Linked DNA regions of Homo sapiens: region 1 is linked to region 2. The links are chromatin contacts, found by Hi-C or POLR2A ChIA-PET in ENCODE. All regions are on one chromosome and are shown on one strand. The core of a region is the stretch at or near the end of the contact, and the rest is flanking DNA. Distances in the headings are between cores, read along the strand shown.

What was found. A loop is a pair of places that touch in the nucleus more often than their neighbours do. ChIA-PET counts read pairs that join two places held with the same protein, here RNA polymerase II (POLR2A). Pooled maps may share reads with other maps.
Region 1: a loop to region 2 is called in a map with no recorded cell type, with 13 times the contacts of the local background. The contact joins the enhancer-like site here to the promoter of ZZZ3 in region 2. A Hi-C loop is called at or near these places in 1 of 37 single-sample maps with no recorded cell type and 4 of 50 pooled maps. POLR2A ChIA-PET finds 5 or more read pairs at or near these places in 1 of 52 experiments (WTC11).

Annotation. Positions count from the first base shown.
Region 1 is chr1:76,423,478-76,427,540 of GRCh38, reverse strand. All of the region lies in intron 3 of ST6GALNAC3 (ST6 N-acetylgalactosaminide alpha-2,6-sialyltransferase 3), which reads right to left. Among named protein-coding and RNA genes, the nearest start is that of ST6GALNAC3, 350 kb to the right of the region's middle. RefSeq lists an enhancer at 1,693-1,932. Within about 2 kb of position 2,265, at least 4 of the 41 ENCODE cell types and tissues checked have a DNase peak (open chromatin) inside an H3K27ac peak, as active enhancers do.
Region 2 is chr1:77,681,034-77,685,027 of GRCh38, reverse strand. It overlaps ZZZ3 (zinc finger ZZ-type containing 3), which reads left to right and starts at 2,370. Exons shown (of 15, transcript NM_015534.6): 1 at 2,370-2,443. RefSeq lists enhancers at 1,115-1,214, 644-1,417, 2,235-2,314 and silencers at 1,365-1,424, 1,435-1,854.

The DNA of each region.
Region 1 (4,063 bases), core at 1,016-3,515, 1.3 Mb after region 2:
GAGATACGATTAATTTTTTTATTTTTCCATGGAGGAGAATCAAGAATCCTTGCACATATTGGGTCACTGGTTCTCCAGGCATAGGAATGTGTAAGACACACTTGGGGAACTGTTTAAATGCAGAGCCATTCCCAGAGGTTCTGAATCCACAGGGCTGAGAGGCTATGTTTCTAGCAGAACCCTCCAGAAGATTCTGAAGCAGATGGTCCCCAGAGCACATTTGAGAAATACTCAACCTGGTGCTCAATTCAATGGTGGCAGTCCTTGTGAGCCAGTAAACATGACACTAGCCTAGGATTCATAAGACCCCATGAATGAAGTTTCACTACAAGAGGTGGGACTTGAGAAAGTCACTAGATTTGCCCTGGTCTTAGGTTTCCTTACCCATTAAATAAGTGTGTTGTGCTCACTTCTGAGTTTCTTTGCTGAGATCTCTGTACCACTAAGGAGACCATGAAGTTGGCAACAGAGATTCTTGAGCTATGCATGAAATTCCAAAAAGCCAAACAGTAATCATTTATTTACCCAATACAAAATCTTATTTGAAACATCTACTTTTTTGGATTAAATTATATCACCTCAATGTTCCCCTGGTTATCAGAATCTCTCATGAAAGTTAAACAATCATGTGCCACACAGTGACATTTCAGTCAGAGATGAGCCGCATATATGACCATGGTCTCATAGGATTATAAACGGAGCTGAAAAATTCCTATAGCCAACTGATGTCGTAACTGTCATAGCATCATAGTACAACGCATTACTCATGTGTTTGTGGTGATGCTGGTTTAGGTAAACTACTGCATGTCCAGCCATATAAAAGTATAACACATACAATTATGTACAGTATATAATACTTGATAATGATAATAAACAACTATGTTACTAGGCTTATGTATTTACTTTATTTTTCATCATTATTTTAGAGGGCATTCTCTCTCTCTCTTTCTCTCTCTCCCTATATATATATATATGTACAGATATATATATATATATCTGTAAAACAGCTGCAGGCAGGTCTTTCAGGCAGTATTCCACAAGAAGGCATTGCTATCATAGGAGATGACAGCTCCATGCATGTTGTTGTCTCTGAAGATCTTCCAGTGAGACAAGATGTGAAGGTGGAAGACAGCGATATTGGTGATGCTGACCCTGTGTAGGCCTAGGATAATGAACTAACAATCCCAAACAACCTCATGTTACCCACTCAACAACTGGGTAGTGTCACCTATGTGTGTCAGATGCTATTTGAGGGGGCAGAGAGGTAAACAACAAGTTATGCCCTCATGGTGCTTACAGTCTAATAAGGGAAGACAGAAAATAGCAAACACATATCAGGCCATAACAAGTAACATAAAGGAAAATAGAGTTTGAAAAGCAGAAAAGGGAGAGTTGGGGGTGGGAGAGTGTTGTCAAAAAAGGGCTCTCTTATAAGGCGACATTTGAATCAAGACCTAAAGAAAATGGGGCAAAAGTCATGTAGATTTCTGGAGGGACTCCAGAAATCCTGAGTTATAGAATATATGCTTTTCAAAACAGGAAGATGATTCATCGTCTATATTATCATAAACTTTACTTAAGCTAACATATTTATGAGCTCATCTTCTGGGCTGACTCCAGGATTATAGACAAAGCACATGGTCTTGATTTCTTAACAGGGCTGTGGGCAACACAGTGAAATCTCTAGTCCATTGATTATCTGACACTGAGGTAAAGCCTGGATTTTGGCACAATACTTATTTTTGCTGCCTCAAGAACATATCTTAGTTCACTTTCTATCCTTGTGGTCAAGACATTTTTAGTTCACTTTGAGATTTGGTCTCTCTCGGCAAGGTTTCTCAGCTACTTTCATTTCTTCTCTACTGACATCCTGATGAACATGGTTTATAAATATTAAAAATAAGGAGGTGAGACCAGATGCAAAGAACTTGCCAATGAATGTCAGAAGTTCCGACGAGTTCCCAGTAAAATTAGAGAATGTGTTTCAAGTATCAGTGGATTCCCCACATCTAGAACAATGACTGACACCTACTTAGCACCCAGGGGATATGTGCTCAAGGAATGTTTGTAAAAGACTGCATTTCTGTGCTGCCTATCTCAAACCAAAATAAAAGCTCTGCCTTAAAAAAAGAGCTTGGTGTGAGTGTACGCGGGTGAGGGCGTATGGTTGTATGTTAGTAAACAGGATGTTTTCTCTTTTATGAGAAACACAGCAGCTGCTAGTTACGCTCCTAATAGGGGAAGTTGCTACTTTTGCATCCTTGAAAGCCCCTATTTGCATAGGCGCTATACAGAAGGCAGACATTAGAAATGAAAACAGTATCTGATCACCAAATCTCACTGGCACTGAAAAGTTCTGCCTCTAGTTTGTGATTTTTGAAATGTGGATGTGCTGACAACAAAATTAACTTCTCCAAAGAGCTGAGAACTCTCATCATCCCTCTCACTATAATTTACATGACTTGACAAAATTAAACTGTTATTTTCATCGGGGTGATCTGCAAAATCATAAAACGATGTGTATTTTTGGGAATGCCTAATTAACTCTCCTTAGTTCCACTGAGATTTCAGCTACGAATATAAGCATTGCAAATATCACGGAGGTGTTCACATCTAGCTTTAGCAACCACAAAGAGACTCAAAGGACTCAAAACAAAAATCTCTTTAGAAATCAGACAAGGATGAGAATTCAAATCAAATGGTGAACCTATGGGGTAAAATCAGGTATACACTGATTTGCCCAAACTTGCCTTGCATCAAATAGCCAGAAATACTTGAATAGGTGAAGCCAATATTAAGAATCAAAACAGCAGAATTACAGACCTACATACACAAGTCCATCTTTAGTAACAGTTTTAATCACAAACATTAACTAATATCGACCAAGCTGTTTGTCACAAAAGTTTGCTTTAACATATAATCAGCATCTGAAGTGAGAGCCACATTTCCTCAACAATTGCCAGCACCTTGTGTCATACTTATAAATAATGGGTTACTCCTATTGAGCACCATCTGCTTAATAGAGAAAAATGTTCATCTTAATTAGGAAACTCTTCTTATTATTTAATATTTATTGAACACCCACAATGTGCTTGGCAGCAAAAGCACCAGGAACATGATCTTTGCCCACCAAGAATCCACCTGCTAAGGAAATATGATGAACCAGTTATATAGTCATTTCTGTTTCTTAACACATTTTATGTATCTCTTTCCAGATGACAGAACTGCCAATGGTTCACTTTTGGAAGGGTCTTCTCTCCCAATTAAGATGGGATGGCGAGCTGTCAGATGAGTAATGAGTGAAGTAAAGATAAAGAGAAGATAAAGAGCAAATTAATTACAATCACTATGAAGCAAAAGTGAAATTTGCTCAATGGAATAAAATTTAATGCACTCCTAAATAAAACCAACTGTGTTTGCTATGAACTCACAGGTTAAGACTAGAAGACATATCAGAAATATAGAACATGTCATGAAAAAGTCACCTTGGAATAGCAACCATTCTTTGTTTTGCATTTACCTTCGGAGCTTTTGTACCTCCACAATGATACAGCTGATGTAGTGTAGGACACTCATTTCATTACGAGGATATTAACACCTTTGTTAGTAAAGATTTAATGGTCAAAAATCTACTATCAACTAGAAGAATTAAGATAGATTGACAATCCTTCCCAAAAGCTCCCAACTATATCCCCTTCTCTCTCTACTACCCTCCAATCAACAAAAGTTCAAGAAAATTTCATAAGTTTAATATTAAAACTGTGTAGAGAAGTATTTTAGGAGAGAATAAACAACCTATTCACGTCAGAAGAATGTTATTACATGCCTGTAATAGTGCCTTTGCATGAGTTATCTAGTAATAACTTTAGTTCTCCTTTTAGTGAAGATTATAAAGAAAAAGAAAATATGTTTTTGCTCCAATTGTTGAATATCTCAGATAAGACTGTTTTCCACATTCTAAATTTTAACCAGTTCTCTGCTCTGCATGGTTTCCATGTTTCTGTAAAGGGTTGCCTATCCATTTTGCCAGTAGAGCTTAATAAATGTTTCTGTTCTTTTTCAA
Region 2 (3,994 bases), core at 1,121-3,620:
TTGTATCTCTAGTCTTAGCATAGGGCACTAGTATGTTTTATCTTTCCTTTTTTATTTTTGAGACAGTCTTGCTCTGTCGCCCAGGCTGGAGTGCAGTGGCACGATCTCGGCTCACTGCAACCTCCACCTCCCGGGTTCAAGCAATTCTCCTGCCTCAGCCTCCCAAGTAGCTGGGATTACATGGGATAACAGGCGTGTGCCACCACACCTGGCTAATTTTTCTATTTTTAGTAGAGACGAAGTTTCGCCATGTTGGCCAGACTGGTCTTTAACTCCTGACACCTCAGGTGATCTGCCTGTCAAGGCCTCCCAAAGTGGTGGGATTACAGGCTTGAGACACCGCGCCCGGCCTCCCCCACCCCCGTTTTTTTTTGACATACTGCCACCCAGAAACACTAGTATGTTCAATAAATACTTGATGTGTTAAAAACATGTAACCCTTTTTCTTGAAGTAGATGTTACTTTGAGTTGAACTCAAAGCTAAAATACAAAACACCATTTAAAACATTTAATAACTTTTATTAGCAACATAAAAGAAGGCACAACACGTATCCACTTGCCCGAAAAAAAAAATAGTGTTGCAAAGGAAAACAAAAGTAATGAAACAGCACTGGACAATTGTCAAAGAAGAGCCCCAGTTAACGGCTTCTACCACTGGATTTTATATTTTTGGAACATAATCTTTATAGCCACGGAAGGAGGTTTAGCTGTTTTTCCACAGCTCATAAATGATGAAGTTATTTATCTTCATTAATGTGTGTTGGGCTTTATTTTCCTACATGCTCAATATAGTTGGTAGATCTGTTTTGATATTACTGAGCACTGCTTTGTGCCAGACACAATTCTGGGGATACAGCAATGAGCAAAACAGTTTACTAAGTCCCTGCTTTTAAAAATTTTACATTTCTGGTGGTGAGGATACTGACAAATAAGGTCTGGAAGTTGTAACTGTTATGAAGAAATAAAAGCAGGTGAAGAGTTAAAGCAATGGTGCAGGTGTACTTTTTTTGGATACAGTGGTCTGGGCAGCCCTCTGAGAAGGGACCTGAAATATGCATCGAACATCGAGGAGTTAAAAAAAATCTGGAGGAAATGTTCTGCCAGAGAAATCGGCAAGCACAAAGGCCCGAAGTGGTTCGAGCCTGCGTGCTGTGGTACAAGCCAGAGGTGAACGAGGCGAGGCAGAAGCACGATCATAAATACATGTATGGATGTTCTCCTGGCTTGAGACCACAGTGCTAAGGGAGGTGGGGTTTACAAATCTCTCAGGAGGCCACAAAGGGCAGGATGAAGCCGATTTCCAATGGCGGAGCTACGAGGACGCCTTTCCTCTGCTAGGGCCAGGTTGGACGGTTGCAAGGGATGGACTGCAACCCGCCCTCGGAAGACCAAACTTCGCCCAGGGGCAGGGACTGGCCGGGGAGGGCCTCGGCGGCGCCCGACCCGCGGGCGCTGCACGGGCCGCGGTTACCAGCAGGCGGTGTAGTGAGCGCGCCTGCAGCAGCAGCAACAGCAGCAGCAGCGGTCGCCGCCGCCGCCGCCGCCCGCCAGTCCCAACGAGGAGAAAGGAGGGGACCGGAAGGAGCCGCTGGTGCTGCGGGAAGTGGCAGGAGCGGGAGGCGGGGACCCACCTGGAAGCGCCGCGGCGCCGCTATCGAGCTTCCTGCAGCGGTGGCCACCCGAGCAAGTGCCGTGGCGGGGGCGGAGAGCGGCCACGGCGGCGGCGCCTCCCCAAGTGGCCCGTTGCGTCCGACCCCGCGTGAAAGGTGAGCAAGAGCTCGGGACACGTGGTGAGGGCCAGACACGGGGGAGGGAGAATGAAGGGGGAGGGAATGGGGGTGGGAAACGATCGGCTTGGGACCCGGATTTGGAGCCAAGTACCGGGAGGGGGTGGGCTGGAGGCGACGACTGCGACGGCTGCGACGGCTGCGACGGCGAAGCCCCCACGTGGGGCGGGGGTGCGCGCGCACGTGTGCGCGGGCGAAAGGGGGGGCGGGGAGGGCTTTTGGGAGGGCGTCGGGAGCGCGCTCGCTCAGTAGCGGCCCACGTGACGGGCACGCCGAAAATGTTTCCACGTGACAGGGAGGCTGCCTGGGGCAGCGCACTGCGCTCTGTTTATGTAGTATAATCGTGGTAATCGGAGGTTTTTAAGATTTCTGCTTTTCTGTACAAGGGGAAAGGAGGAGACGTATAAAGCGGAAAGACTTCCTACTGTCTCAGTGTTTTAAATGTTCACTACTCCGTTAGTGAAGTGCTTTTTAAGTTCCGAAATACTGATTTTTTTCTGTACCGCCATGTTGGGTCTAGTGGAAGCTCGCGAGATGCGAGTGGGTTTGTATCGCGAGATCTCTCGATTCTCGCGGGACCTCGTTGGCAGAGCAGTTGTCCTGGATGGCGGAGCCTTGGGTTCCGGGGGCCTGGGACCTGCAACTCTTTCTACAAGGCAAGTCGTTAGGGAGGGGCCCGGGGCGAGTGCCTCTTGGTGCCGGGATACGTGCTGCATCAGCTTCCCATAGTCTTGAAGGGAATACAGTAACCCCATTGAGGCAACACTGCCCTCCCCATCCCCCTGCGGGCGCTCCACCACCTGCAAAAGCATATGCACCCCTCAGCCAGGTCCTTCTCCCCACGCAGTGATAGTTCCACCCTGTCCCACTCACTGGAAGTCCGGGAGCCGTGCTCGCGCAGACCTGATGATTCCATTGGATACCGTTCCTCTTACTTTAAGATGTTCTTGTCAGTTTTTCCCTTCTTGCCATTTTCTAAAGTATTCCAGACCGGTTAACTATTGTGTCGCGTTTTCTGCTGCAGTACCTGACTCCAGTCTCCTGAAACAGAACTCCTCCCATCTATTTTCTCTGGGTGTCATTTACTCATCACCCTGACTTCGTATTTTCAGTAACTTTTGGCAGTATTTGGAGGGCCCATTATGTCTCTGACAACACCTGTGGTCAGAATAAAATCCTGCTTTTCATCATTTTGTACGTGCCTATTAACTCAGTTATCGGTAGGGTTTTAATTACTACTGTGTTACTGAGGTTGCCATCTTTGAAGTTTAGGGATGGTTGTTTTAGGTTATATATTTAAGGTAACAGACTGTTTCATGTGATTTTTTTTTTTTTTTTTTTGAGACGGAGTCTCGCTCTTGTCGCCTAGGCTGGAGTGTAGTGGGGCGATCTCGGCTCATTGCAACCTCCGCCTCCCGGGTTCAAGCGATTCTCCTGCCTCAGCCTCTCGAGTATCGAGTAGCTGGGATTACAGTCGCGCTTCACCACGCCCGGCTAATTTTTGTGTTTTTAGTAGAGACGGGGTTTCACCATGTTGGCCAGGCTGGTCTCAAACTCCTGACCTCAAGTGATCCACCTGCCTTGGCCTCTCAAAGTGCTGGGATTTCAGCACTGTACAGGCGTGAGCCACCGCGCCCGGCCTCAGGTCAACTTTTTAGTAAAGAGCAAACTCATAAATTTTGGCATCAGAGTTTGAGCTTTATTTTTCTTAAATGAGTTTGAAATCAATTTAATATTTCTCTCCAATTCCCTAATGTCTCAGAAGTGAATTTACAGTATACCTTTGTTTTTTCGTATTCTTAAGTAGTATTTGGATTTTATTTAGTAGTTGCAGTACTAAATAAGGAGTGGGGAGTTAATTACAAAACGAATCAGGTGACTAGTTAATTTATTCATAGTTTGTTTTTTAAAACTACAAAAGTGTTTTTTTTTCCTATACATAATACAGAGAGGTATATAGTATAGAGTAACACAGTGCTTGTTTCACGGTACCACAAAGTTCCATTCCTCAGTCTTAAATCTCTGTAACCAGCCTTTGTGGTTGCTGTGTATCATTCCAGATATTTCCATATTTTGGTTTAGTTTTTGTTTCTTAAATGAAGGGGAGAAAGTGTTGTTTTAATGGGGTACCAACACAATATTGGCAATCAGTAAACATTTTTTAACTAAATTAAATTTTTATTTAGTGATATATGCCTGTTTGTCAA